Regions from separate parts of the Homo sapiens genome. Here regions 1 and 2 are each linked to region 3. A link is a contact called in ENCODE Hi-C or POLR2A ChIA-PET data. All regions are on one chromosome and are shown on one strand. Each heading gives the region's core, a stretch centred on a gene start or an enhancer-like site at or near the end of the contact. The rest is flanking DNA. Distances are from core to core; before and after follow the strand shown.

Region 1 (4,649 bases), core at 1,110-3,609, 44 kb before region 3:
GATAGAGCAATGAACTCTCATTTATCGAATAATTTGCACTGTTGAAGTTATCATAAACCTCTAATAGCATTTTGCCAACATCGCTTAATCTATCCCCCCAATGTATTGATTTACTTATTTTTTCTTGAGTAATATAAGCAAATCCCAGACATCTCATTCCATCCATAGATACTTTGCAATGCATAAAAGATATCAAATAGTATTTCTTTAAAAAAAAGGAAAAAAAAGAAAGGGAAACTTGAAAAATACTGACCTCCACCCCTGCATTCAAGGTATCCAAATTTTACTTTCAAGGCCTAGTTCAAATTTGCTAGGCTCCCTCTCAGTAGGGGCTGCATCCTCTTACTTGCACATTTGGAAATTTATTTTCTGCTGTCTTGTAGCATGTCCTGAATTAACTTGACATAACATTAAATTTTGTATTTTTATTTAACTTCTCAAGAATTTATGTTGTTTCTAAAACTAGAACAGGGAAGCAATGTGGTATAAAGGAAAACACTCAAATTTGGACTCAAAGGCTTAGTTCTAATTGGGATTTTGCCATTTTTACTTAAGTTTTCTGAACTTCAGTTTCTATAGCTGTAAAATGAAGAAGAAACTGGCCCTGTTACATTGCAAGCTACTCACATTCTTACATTTTAATTTGCGTTTATTTTAATAACTTAATTTTTTAATATGGGATTAAAGATGTTTACCTGCATGAATACATTTCAACAGAACCAGAAGAATTGACTATGATTTTTTAACCCATTAAGATAGCATAAATCACAACACATGATTTATTTATTTGAAAGATTAAATAAGATAATGAATGTGAAATGGCTGGCTCACAGCAGACTGCAATAGATGGTACCTATTATTATTAGCTTGGGACCAACTACCTGGAAGCAAGAGACTGTGTCTTCAAAAATTTGTTTCTTACCCCACAGAGCTTAGTCCTGTGACTCACACACAATCAGGAGAAGGACAATTAATATTTGGGTCTTTGCCTTGCTGATATGCCAGGTAGAGAAATGTTTACACATTAGGAAAAAAAAAAAAAAAACCTTGCGATATAGAGAGTATTTTTCACAATATCTGGAGAGAAATTTCATCTGATTTGGAATTATAGGTTGAAGGACTAGACACGACCAGGATACGTCCTGAGACTGAGGGACAAATCCTTATTCTAGCCACACGCAAACAGCGGATTTTGAAAGCTGCCTCCAGCAATATAAAAGAACCTCAGAGCTGTGACTCAGCACAGGGTTATAACACTCTGATTTATCTTTCTCTAATCTCTTCCTCAAGGTCTGAAAGAATCTACTGTGCAATTTAGCAGAAAAAGTAGACAACCTCCGCCCGGCTCTTGTGCTCCGGTAATCCTCTCTCGAACCTGTGAGCAATTTCCAAAATCCGGTCTCTTTCTTCTAGCTCTGGTGTAAATGTCTTAGAAAGACTTGTAAACCAGAACAAGAATTCAAATAACCTGCCAGGTCAGTGTGCTTGCATAGACTTTTGAAGTTTAGAAAGATGTATGTATGACCAGAACCCCAAAGAGCTAAGCAAGATGACTGGAGGTTGCTGTTTCCAAACACCATGTCTGCACGCAGGGAAAATGTAAGCAGGTTTAATTGTCAGGATCTCAGTACTCTGATCCCGCCTACAGTCCATCCTCTCCCAGGAACTCAGAACTCTAAGCTCTTTCTCCAAGAACTGCTGGGAGGGGACCCTGGATTTTCCTTGGGGAAAATCCAGTGTTGCCAGGCTGATGACAGATTGCTGTTTGGTATTATTAACAGATATCAGTTGAGGTTGGCAAAACCTCTCTCCTTCCTTCTGCCCCCTTGCCTGTCGATATTTATTGATTCTCCATAGCGTTTAGAGCTGAATTTAACTCCCCATTTTTTCTCTTCTCAGCCTCTCCCTGTTAACAGGTTCATCCTCTAATTCTGAGTTGAAAAATGGATCCCCTTCCCTTCCAAAGCAGGGAAACTTGACTACAGGCGATCACATTTTTTTTTTTAAATGTGTTAAGAATCACAGCAGTTGTCCACTGTTGACAAAATGCTCAAAGGACAGAGGTGTGAGGGCTTGTGAGAAAATCCACAAATTCATCATGAAGTCCGTCATGGCAGTTAACTTGAAAACCAGGGATGACAATGTGGGTGACACCTCCTTCTTAGAGTGTCCCATCGCAGAGAACAGGGGTGGCTTGATCTGTACGGCATCCAGCATTGTGGGGCCTATGGTAAGCATTCCGAGAAATAGGGGGAGCATGTAGCATCACAGGCAAGAGGCGAGATGAATGAACTTTCTGTTCATTTGAGAGTGCAGACAGAGGTAGGAGGAAGTAGGTGGAAATGAATCAGTGAAATAAACCGGCATCTGCTCGCACACGGAGCATGCCGTTTCCTGACATGACTCACTGCCCAGCTCCTCCTGCCGCCTCTGACTCACCGTGCAGAGAGGCTGGTTTCTAAGGAGACCACTGAGGGCTGGGCAGTAGCCACCTGTGTAGACACTGTGCTCACATGGCCGTGGAGCCTGTTATCTAGAAAGCCTCATTTCTTTAAATGTCATTAGAGAGAGAGAGAAAAAATATTTCTTAAGGTTATTCTTGAGGTTATTTACAGACACACATCTGCTAGGAAGGAATGAAGTTCTTTGTTTGTCCAAAATAAGCAATTGATCCATGTTTTGGCCAACAGAGCTGTGCTAAATGCTGGGCACATTTGGAATGACTGGGGGATAGGGGAAGGATGCAGGAATGAAGAAGAGAAAAATGGAATTGATATTTCAAAATAAAATGCAAGTAAATCTATGACATATACTTACATAATAGTGGCTCACATGTTTAGTACTCACTGTATGATGGACATTGCCAATAAAAGATCAGTAAGCCCAGTTCCTCCCCTCTCAGAGCTAGTAGGTCCCAGGACGGTGGAGACAGCGAGCTTCTCAGAGAGCAGCTTTTCTGCAACTCATGGAGGGTGGAGAGAGAAGTTAATGTACCCAAAGTGAGAGACACAGATGGCACCTACAGGAGCCTTTCCATTCTCAGGCCACCCAGAATCTCAATTAGTCCCACACAATGGTGTAGAAGCTCTCATCTAACTTGGTTCATTGAATGAGTTTGAAAATAATGGTAATACTGTTTGTCAGTAAAGAGATGCTGGCAAAATACTCCAAAAGTTTCTGCTCTTAAAGAGTTAACTACTTCCCCTGAATACCTATTTGTATTTTTTAATAGCTTCAAAATACCTTATCACAGGCAATGGAAAAACAACAACAACAACAACAACGTCAACCTAGCCAGTGTCAAAACTATCGTAAGTTCCCAACTAATGAATTTTAAATTTTCATGAGCTTCTATTAGGTATTTTGTACCCTTAGTTTTTTTACGCCACCAACACTTTTCATCAAAAGGGCATGAAAACATTGTGTGTTTTTAAAGGGTAAGAAAATTCTGAGGTCTTATTTTCCTTTTAACCTTATGTTCAATAAGCTCACATCCTTGCAAAGGAAGTACATAATTCTACCATAAAAATCAGCCTTTCATGGATTCAGAGTTTTTAAGAAAGTCTAAAGTAAATTTATCTGAAAATAAATCTTCCTGAGAAAAAATACATTTTTTTCCTGGAGTCGTTTTTAAAAATATGACTTGATATTATAGCTGTATGAAGGAGTATCTGAAGTACTGACTTCTTATATCATTCCTTTACATTTTCCTCAGAGTTTTGAAATTGCTCCCTATTGAACGAGCCTATTCTCTGTGCAGAGGAAGCTTTTTACACCTTCTATAGGCGTGGAAGGCAGCAAGAATAGATCTCTGGATTGGATTGTTTCTGTTTCTCCCTCCTTCTCTCTCTCCCTTCCTTCCTTCATTCCTCCCTTCTTTTTTTCTTCTTGCCATTAATAAGCGTTTTTTGAACCCCAGAGTTGACCACATATTTGCTCTTCTACCTTTACTTTGGGTTTCTTTGGAAGATACATACAAAGATGGTATCTCAAGGTCCCTGGAAGAGTCAAGGCAGAGAAGATCCTCTATACATGAAAAGGAGGCAAAGAAGACATGGAGAAAGATGATGTCCTATTCTTAGTTACAAGTTTCACCAAATTAGTAGTGAGAGGATCATACATTTACAAGACCTGAAGATGGTAGATGCTCTTGGGAATATAGCAGGGTGGGCAGGAAAGAGGCAAGTGGAGACTCAAGTGCATCTCTTCAACACACTTAGACTTTAAAACTCCATTTCAGCTGGCAAAGTTTGGCAGTAGATATAGTTTTGTGAGAAGTAAAAAGACCAGATTGGAGCCATGAAAAGGAATAAAATTATTGGAGTTTCCCAGAGCCAGATCTAGGCTTTAAGTGGGAAGGAGATAATTCTTCACATTCATATCTTCATTCTTTTGCCCAGTTCAGAAGTTGCGAAAAATGAACCAATTGATGGCCAAAGACCAAATCTAGAACAAAGAGCATTCACTCTATTTTTTTTAGATATATGAGGATAGAGAATGAATAGCTTAACAAGGGCTCATCAGACGATCAAGAAGTAGGTCTTAATCCTGCTATGCTCCTGGCTTTGTGATAGCCGGGCATTCTCCATCCCCAAGGAGCTAATGGAGTAACTGTGCAGACACATAAAGATAAAAAATAAGAGAGAATG
Region 2 (4,548 bases), core at 1,804-4,303, 64 kb after region 3:
AACAACTTCAGCATGAGAATTTAAAGAAGCTTTGTGGGCAGCTATAACTTTTGCAGTAAAGTTGTCTATAATAGCTAATATTTGAGACATATTTCTAATCATAACTTTATTTACATTTATGCCATACCAAGGAAGGAGCAGTCTACCAAAAGATGACCATTTAAAGGGATTTTGTGCCTGCTGGCAAATTTCTCTTTATTTCATAGTGAAAATTAACACGTATAAACTAATGTTCAGTTTCCAATTGATTATGGAGTGACAATGGTCCTGTTAAAATCCCTAATCCACATTGGTCCCTTATTTTCCACTTACTGAGACATAGAGTTGACAACACATATGGTTAATTATTAAATTCTGCATAGATTAAAAATATTCTGTACATGGGCACAACAGACAGTTACGTGAAGATTCTGTGGGCCAGCAAACTACGTACCAGACCTCAGAAGATCAAACTGCTGATAAAACCAGTTCTCACTCCAAAGACCCAGCAGATCAAATACAAATTCCAATATTAAGCTCAGAGCAAATGAAAGAAATATTTCCTGAACAAGATGATCAACCCTATGTAGTAGACAAGTAGGCAGAACCTCAGAGAGAAGAGCCCATCACAGAGTTCTCTGTGGAATGCCTTGTCTGTTAGGGGTCATCAGTAGGGAAGCACAAGTATTATTTGTCAAAGGCTCCATTATTGAATAATCATGTGTTTGGAGGCTAACAGATAAGGAATTGGGATTATAAATTTGTCTAAAAACTCTCAAATTATCTTTTTTGTTTGTTTGTTTTCTTATTCAATGTATGGCATAATTTAACTACAAAACCCTTACTAGGGGCAGGGCGCGGTGGCTCACGCCTGTAATCCTAGCCCTTTGGGAGGCCGAGGTGGGCGGATCACCAGGTCAGGAGATCGAGACCATCCTGGCTAACACGGTGAAACCCCGTCTCTACTAAAAAAATATACAAAAAAATTACCCGGGCTTGGTGGCGGGCGCCTGTAGTCCCAGCTACTTAGGAGGCTGAGGCAGGAGAATGGCATGAACCCGGGAGGCGGAGATTGCCGTGAGCCAAGATCGCGCCACCGCACTCCAGCCTGGGCGACAGAGCGAGACTCCCGTCTCAAAAAAGAAAAACCAAACCAAACCAAACCAAACAAAACAAACCCTCACTAGGTTTTGCCTACTCTAAGAATTAAGGAATCTAAAATACCTGAATCTAAAAACCTAACTCTATAGAAAGTACCAAATGTGCAATTTGAACAAATAGTCATACTTGAAATATCAGTGAAATTTGTTATGGGGTGAACCAGAGAACCTCTAACATCATTTAAGAATTTAGGTTTAATGCGACATATCCAACATTCAAGTAAGTTCCCAGTGGAAGCTATACATTATGAAATCTTAATTGTTGCATAATCTTGCCAAGTAGAAATAGAAAAGAAACACAGGGCAAAGAAAAAAAGGAACAAAGGTTTTACGGTGACGGAGGAGATAAATCTTGGTCTGTGATCTTGGGAAAGCCGTCCACATCTAGAATGCTGTCTGCTTCTGAAAATAAACATCATGGTCAGTTTTACCTTGAGGTTTCCAATGAGTATACAGTTTTAAGAATCCAAAGGGGCTTTATTAAGCATAAGTCCCTAAAATTTTGCTGCAGAGAAGAACTTGGTACGGTCCCTTCGAATGGAGTTTAAGGGCAACATTTTTCTGATGTCTTTTCCAAAGGACACAAACTCTGGGATCTAGATCACGAAATTTCTGGTGTCACCATTTGGTGGGTCATGAAGGGCTTCTTTTACCTGGTGAAGATATACTTTGCCTTAATGTACTAAAGCTTTGCCATACTGAGTCCTGTCAGAGTTTGTAAGAGCAGGTGACACATGAGGTTCTATTATTAGGAGAACAGGCCTTCTAGTAACTATTTTATAAAAGGTCAATCTATGTTTTCTAGTGGGAGTGGATCTGATCACCATCAATTGGTAATACTTTTGACCAAGGCAATCCAATTGATTCAGTTCGCTTTGTCAAATGTTGTTGTGTTTGTAATATTTTGTTTATCTGTTTTACAACTTGCCCAATGAAACCAGTACCTCCAACACCGAAGATTTTTTCAGTAATGTTCCATAAGAGAAACACATTTTCCAACGACCTTTCAGCTGCTGTTATAACATTGGCCTTCCTGCCTGAGAAAGCTTCTCTATAACCAGAAAGCATGAATTGAAGCCGAAAATTGAATGAAATCCATCTGTAAGTGTTTAAATAATCCAGCAGGTACCAGAAATGTATCACCTGAGGTTTTTGTTATCTTATCAGAATTATGAGTTTGAGAAACAAAACATTGGTTATAAACCAGTTTAGCAATTTTAGAACAGTCACCACACTATTTATTTCACAACTTGTATAGTTTTATCTACCCTATGATAAGTCATAGAGCTTAATGGAAGATTTAAGGACCAGTCAGCCATTTGGGTTCTCTATGAGTCCACGCTTAACACTAGATTTACATGCTTTTGAATACAAGTTTTGTTTCTCAAATTCAGGTGTTTATCATAGGTAATTTGACTTGGGTCAGTCTTATAAAGTTCATTCAAATTGCATATGTTAACAATTTCAGTACTGGCTGGCAGCATAAAAATCTTCTGAAGCTTTTCCTTGATATTCACTTAGTTCTCATTCTGTTTGATGTTGGGCTAGCAGACGTATGAACCAATCAGTTTCTTCGTTACAGTTCTGAGAATTCTTACTGAGATGAGTGGTATGATCTTAAAGTTGTCAGAAACCTGTACTTGTCAAATTCCTTTCCATGAATCCCCTTGAAGACAACGCATGTCAGATTTATAGTTGTTTGTAATAGCATTCAGGAAAAGACTAGAGTAAAACAATTAATTATTTGTGAATAATAATACTTAAAATTGTCATGGCTAAAGATCTAATGACAATTTACTATAATAATGATGCAATTGACAAGGAGATCTAATTATTTCTGTGATACACAATGTTTTAGGATAATACTTAGAATTATGACTCATTGCATACCAAGACTATCAGATTTCTGTGAATTTTATACAATTTATGAGACACACATTAATAATACACCAATACAAATATGACTCAAAGAAAGTTTAGCATTACTCATTATTTGACAATGCTTCCCATATAATTTAATATATTAAATTAGCCCAATCATCTTAACATATCTCTTTTCTATAAGGAAAGATATCCTTTTGAGATGTTCTAAGGGTCCATCTCAAAAATTCCAAAGTTAATTTGAAGTCAAGAAAAAGACAATTTATAATTGGATTTTTGAAAGTTTGTCAAAATATCAACGGTTTAAAACATTTGATCAAAATAAGATTACAGGTAACTGTAAAATAATAGTCATTTGTGGCCTGGCGCAGTGACTCATGCCTGTAATCCCAGCACTTTGGGAGGCCGAGGCGGGTGGATCACGAGGTCAGGAGATCAAGACCATCCTGGCATCCTGGCTAACGTGGTGAAACCCCGCCTCTACTAAAAATACAAAAAATTAGCCAGGTGTAGTGGTGCACATGTCTGTAGTTCCAGCCACTTGGGAGGCTGAGGCAGGAGAATCGCTTGAACCTGGGAGGCGGAGGTTGCAGTGAGCCGAGATCGCACCACTGCGCTCCAGCCTGGGCTCCAGAGTGAGACTCTGTCTCAAAAAATAATAATAATAAAAATAATAATAGTCATTTATTTAACCAGATGGATAATTGAAAGACTTCAAAGGCAAATGCAGAAAGTTACATAGTTGGAGAAAAACCCTAACTCTGCAGAAACTGGACTGGTTCTCTAGAGAAGCACAGGTTCTGGGTCCATAGTTCTTATACATAAAATCGGCTGAAGTTCCAGATGCAGGGGTTCTAGTCTCCTTCAATCAAGACAAACTGATGATTCCCTGTATTCTAGTAAACTTACCCACCTATTCTGAACCCAGCCCAGTTTTGGTCTGATCTGTCAGAAACCCGAGGCCTTCCCTACAAGACCCAGAACTGTTTCTGTCACCACTTCTGAAGCCAGTACAGACTTTTTTATTTTACAGATAAATTCAGAGGGATCAAAGCACATGTTTGTGGAACTGAAATCTGAGAGAGAACTCACTCATGACCCCAGAGGGTACTTTTGTTTGGTTACTTGCTGCTTCTGGGGTGGGGGTCACTGAAGGTCTACTTTGGATCCTACTTTTTTTTCTCTCTTTTTTTTTGAGACAGATTCTCACTCTGTCACCCAGGCTGGAGTGCAGTGGCATGATCTCAGCTCGCTGCAACCTCCGCCTCCTGAGTTCAAGCGATTCTCCTGCCTCAGCCTCCTGAGTAGTTGGGATTACAGGTGTACACCACCACACCTGGCTAATTTTTTGTGTTTTTAGTAGAGACGGGGTTTCACCATGTTGGCCAGGCTGGTCTCAAATTCCTGACCTCATGATCCGCCCACCTTGGCCTCCCAAAGTGCTGGGATTACAGGCGTGAGCCATCGCACCCAGCCTTGGATCCTACTTCTAATGATGACTTATTAAAAGAAAAACTTTAGACAAATT
Region 3 (4,786 bases), core at 1,743-4,242:
TTGTATTTTTAGTAGAGACAGGGTTTCACCATGTTAGCCATGATGGTCTTGATCTCTTGACCTCGTGATCTGCCCGCCTGCGCCTCCTAAAATACTGGGATTACAGGCGTGAGCCACTGCGCCTGGCCGATGTTTTTTGTTGTTGTTGTTGTTTTGGCACAGAAAGACAGGAGATAAAGCTGTCAGACCACTCCTGGTAGAGGTTCAATGTGATGATGACATATAAATCTAAGACTTTTGATACTTACACCTCTAGAGAAAGGGTGGACTAGAAAAAAAATTTAATCTTTTGGTGTAGGGGTGTAACAGAAACTTGCCAGATTAGGCCTGAGTTCTGGGTGAAAAAATTCCCCAAAGAGTTTGTAACTACCAACATGGTCGCTTGGAAGTTCTTACTTCCTAAGTGGCCTAAGAAACCCCGGGCTGAGAATACAACAAAACAAAAAGTGACTATTTGCACACCCATGTTTGTGGCAGTACCATTTACAATAGCCAAGAGGTGGAAGCAACACAAACATGCATTGATAAATGAATGGAATAAAGAAAACATAACATATATACATATAGCAGAATATTATTCAGCCTTAAAAAGGAGGAAAATTGTGACACATGCTCCAATACAGATGAACCTTGAGAATATTATGCTAAGTGAAATAAGCCACTCACAAAAAGACAAATATAGTATAATTCCACTTAAAGTATCTAAAATAGTCAAATTCATAAAAAGAAAGAGTAGACTGGTGGTTATCAGGGCTGAGGGGGGTATTGGGGAAAGAGAAATTATTTAATTGGCATAGAGTTTCAGTTCTGCAAGATGAAAAATTTTGGAGATCGATTTCACAACAATGTAAATATACTTAATACTACTGAACTGTTCACTCAGAAGTGGTTAAGATAGTAAATTTTATGTTATGATTTTGCACAATTAAAAAAAAGAAAAGATGGGGGGTAAACAGTGACACTGTTTGAGAGCAACAATAGTATCAGGAAAAAATCAATCCAAATACTCTTTGACAGGTGTGCCTTCAACACAGACTGCTCAAAACTCCCATAAATATGAATCACAGATGAGTAGGAGCTCATAATTTATAATCACAAAGATCATAGGAAATAAATTAGATATTATCAAGATTAAACAAAATCAATGACAGAATATAATTTAATATATTCAAAATTTTAAAAATCATCAGATTATTCAATAACAATGAAACTGTTACAGATCATGAAACAGATGTATTGAAATGCCTAATAAATTATGGGAAAAAATAGAAAAAGGAGAAAGATTTATAAAAGCAAAGTAATATAAAAAATAGAACGAGAACTTCTAGACATGAAATACATTATCATTGAAATTTAAAATTTAATGGGTGACCTCAATGGGATAAGATAATATTAAATAACTGGAAGATTGATCTGAGGAAATTTCTAGAAAACAGGACAAAACCTCAAAGGCACACAAAATAAGAAACAGAAATTAAGACATGAATAGTAGAATAAAGACAAATGTACATCAAATTACCTTTAGAAGATGAGATCAGGGAGAATTAGGAAGAGGTAATATTTGATGAGATATATGTTGAGAATTGTTTAGAATTGATTAAATTCATATTCTGATTCAAGAGACATAACACAGTTTACAACTAGACATACCACAGTGCAATATCAGAACACGAAAGACAATGAGTGTGGGACAATTCTCCAGGTGGCCTTGAACAGCCCAGTATTCCCCATTTTCTTGCATGTATTAGCTTGGTGCAAAAGTAACTGCGTTTTTTGCCGTTACTTTTAATAATTCTCAATAAAAACCGTAGAATGTGCTGAGATGAAATATCCATAGATGAGGGGGAGCTGGCCATAACAGCCTCAGCTTTATTCCAGTCCTCTCATAGAACAGGAAGTTCTTCAATACTCTAGGCCAGTGAGTCATGTGACTATCAGAAACATAACCTCAAAGGGCTGCCTTTCAGGGTCCCTCATCTGCAGTGCAAGTGGGCACACACAGTCAAGACTCCATCCATCCTGTGCAGCGTTCTGAACCTTGGGGGACCAACTCACAATGAATTTTCAGCTTTGGTTGTCTCCTGCTACTTGGTTGTAAGTAATAAAATTGTTTCATGTATCTTGTTACATATAAATGTGTTCTGTCTTACCGGATTTAGACAAGTTGGTAACCAGTGCACAGTGAACCTGTTTCACAATCAGATATTAAAAGCACCAGAGAGAGCAAAATATCTAAAAGAATATATTATTTTAACAGGAGAATTCTCACTAGTAACAGTAAACCCAAGAAACAGTAGAATTATATCTTTAATTTGCTGAAAGTATCAACCAATAATTATATTCTAAGCTACGTTGTCATTTAAAATAGCAATATAAAGACATTTTCAGAAAAATAAAAACTGAAATAGCCCACCACCAATAAATGGCTTATTAAAGATACTCTAAATAATATACTTGAAGGAAGAAATTGAAACCAGAAAGAAAGTCTAAGATGCAAGAAGAAATGGCAAAGAGACTGGTAAACTGGCTAGTAAACCAACTTCTTATACTAAGCCTCAACTTTCCTCTTCATCTCCCTCTAGTTATCTTTTTTTGAATGTAATTCCAACTTTATTACAGAACATACAAATATCATTTAACTTTACCCTTTGAAATGTGCTGGGATATGGTTTATACAACCTAGCATACTGTTGGTTTTTTTAATATTCCATAAGCAAACAAATGATCAGATAGTCTTTACCTGAATATCTGACACCTGTTTGGTGTAGGCCCTCTATATGTAAATAAATATATATAAAATATTTATATATAAAAGAGACAAAATGTAAATTGTTTTGTTCAAATTTCTATATTCTTCTTAATGTCTTTGTCTTTGTGTTCTATCAGTTACTAAGAGAGGTAGGTTAAAAACGCCAGCTCTGTGCTTTTGCTGTAGGGTGGTTGCATTGGGCAATAGTAGGTAAACATTCCTTCTGCAAACACTATAAAATACTGGACACATTGCAAAGATCATATAAAAGGTTTTGAAATCAACAAGAATTAGACTATCTAAAATTCCAGAGATGGAAAATTCATTCCTAAGTAAGTTAGTAATTTCTGTCTTCTTCCATGAAGTCAAGTGATAATTTTGAGTTTAGGCTGACTCAGACTTGGCACAAGCAGAGGGCTTCTGCTAGAGATGAGAACAATCAGAAGAGCATTTGGATATCAAGCAGAGCTGGCAGAACAAACTAGACAGTAGAGAAGCCCCAATCACAAGGCTAATTTTACCCACAGTTCTTTATTGAGTTCTTAGGCATTGCAAGAGGGAGAGAGCTATGCTAGAGAGGCCGTGTAAAATCTACCCCAATTTTGTGGTGTGGAGGAGACAAAACTTCCTCTGAAGGAAGAAGGTCAGCAAGAAACATATAATTGGTATGCTCTTAACATATTTTGAACATATTTGAAGCCAGGGCCTAACGAATAGAGCTCAGAATCTTGGAAAAAAGAATGTTCAATGTGGAGACAAATTCCACCAGGCTTTCAATGGCCTTGGAGGGCCATATTCATGGAGGATTTCAGATCAGAAAGGCCTAGTGAAATTTCCTGCAGTTCATGGTGCTTAGGAAAAGTACCATGTCCCCTTCATAATATTTGCCAGATTTTAAATCTGTAAAAAGTAGGAGTCCAGAGATTTCAGTTCAAATCTCCAAAGGATGGAACTTCCAGGGTAGAAATAAGGGAGATCCATCAAGTTCTCAAAACAAACAAACAAATACATAAAAAACACTAGATAGGGATTAGGGAAGCAGGAATTCCCAAGGAACAAGAAAAACTAAAGAGAAACTGAATTTTTTTCAGCGATATCTCCAATCTGTTCTTTATCTGATAGGTGAGATCAGTAGCTCACACTTTCTGCCTAACAGAGGAAGTAAGAAATACTCATTGGTGAAAAATATTATCTGGGGCTTCTACATTATTTTATGCACAACTTGTGACATATGATTGAAAAAACAGAAGACAAACAAACTATGGAAGTCAGTAATTAGGAAAAGACATTTTTGAAGTACACAAAAAAAACCCCACAAAAAATACTGCCAACTTAGAATTTTATTCCTGGTTTAAGAAAGTCTTTAAAAATAAGATGGAATTTTAAAGGAATGTGTTCAGGCAAATAAAAGTAGAACAATTTTGTCATCAGTTGACATGCATAATAAAAAATAGTGAAGGAAGTTTTTATGCTAAAGAAAAATGATCCCAAATGGAAGCATGGAATAAATTGAAGAATTAAAAAGTACTGAAAATGGCACACATTTGGATAAATATAAAGGAATATTGAGTGTTTCTAAATTATGAATAATAAAGTTTTATGCAGTTTATGACTTATGTTGAAGTCAAAATATGTGACAACATTAGCTCAAAGGAAAATAGGGAGCTAAATGGCATTAAATTGCTGTATTCTATTTTACCATTAGAAAGTGGTAAAATCACTAAGCTAAATTAACCATTACAAATCTGCTATGCAGTTGATATCTCTGCTATAGTCACTATAAAATTAATATAATAATAGCAAACTAAATAGCTAAAGATGAGAAAAATAGAAACAAAGAACAACTAACTCATCCGATATAGATCAAAAGAGAATTAATAAACAAAGAACGGAGAAGAGAAACAAAAAGTAAGATAGTGCACTTAAACCCAACTCTATCAATAACGTTAACTGTAAAAGGACTAAACATTCCAACTAAAAGGCAAAGTTTATTAGAGAACGGAAACAAAACAGAACAAAGCCAAACCCAATCAAATG

Evidence for each region. A loop is a pair of places that touch in the nucleus more often than their neighbours do. ChIA-PET counts read pairs that join two places held with the same protein, here RNA polymerase II (POLR2A). Pooled maps may share reads with other maps.
Region 1: a map of PC-3 shows a loop between it and region 3 (5-fold over the local background). The contact joins two enhancer-like sites. A Hi-C loop is called at or near these places in 4 of 168 maps with a recorded cell type or tissue (Caco-2, IMR-90, PC-3 and 1 more) and 4 of 50 pooled maps. POLR2A ChIA-PET finds 5 or more read pairs at or near these places in 5 of 52 experiments (A549, MCF 10A, Panc1 and 2 more).
Region 2: a map of PC-3 shows a loop between it and region 3 (6-fold over the local background). The contact joins two enhancer-like sites. A Hi-C loop is called at or near these places in 1 of 168 maps with a recorded cell type or tissue (PC-3). POLR2A ChIA-PET finds 5 or more read pairs at or near these places in 2 of 52 experiments (activated B cell and activated T-cell).

What each region holds. Positions count from the first base shown.
Region 1 is chr13:34,154,797-34,159,445 of GRCh38, forward strand. No RefSeq gene overlaps it. Among named protein-coding and RNA genes, the nearest start is that of LINC02343, 190 kb to the right of the region's middle. RefSeq lists an enhancer at 1,757-2,956 and a silencer at 2,465-2,524. Within about 2 kb of position 2,360, at least 13 of the 41 ENCODE cell types and tissues checked have a DNase peak (open chromatin) inside an H3K27ac peak, as active enhancers do; they include PC-3, where a contact is called at or near this core.
Region 2 is chr13:34,262,463-34,267,010 of GRCh38, forward strand. No RefSeq gene overlaps it. Among named protein-coding and RNA genes, the nearest start is that of LINC02343, 83 kb to the right of the region's middle. Within about 2 kb of position 3,054, at least 2 of the 41 ENCODE cell types and tissues checked have a DNase peak (open chromatin) inside an H3K27ac peak, as active enhancers do; they include PC-3, where a contact is called at or near this core.
Region 3 is chr13:34,198,604-34,203,389 of GRCh38, forward strand. No RefSeq gene overlaps it. Among named protein-coding and RNA genes, the nearest start is that of LINC02343, 150 kb to the right of the region's middle. Within about 2 kb of position 2,993, at least 2 of the 41 ENCODE cell types and tissues checked have a DNase peak (open chromatin) inside an H3K27ac peak, as active enhancers do; they include PC-3, where a contact is called at or near this core.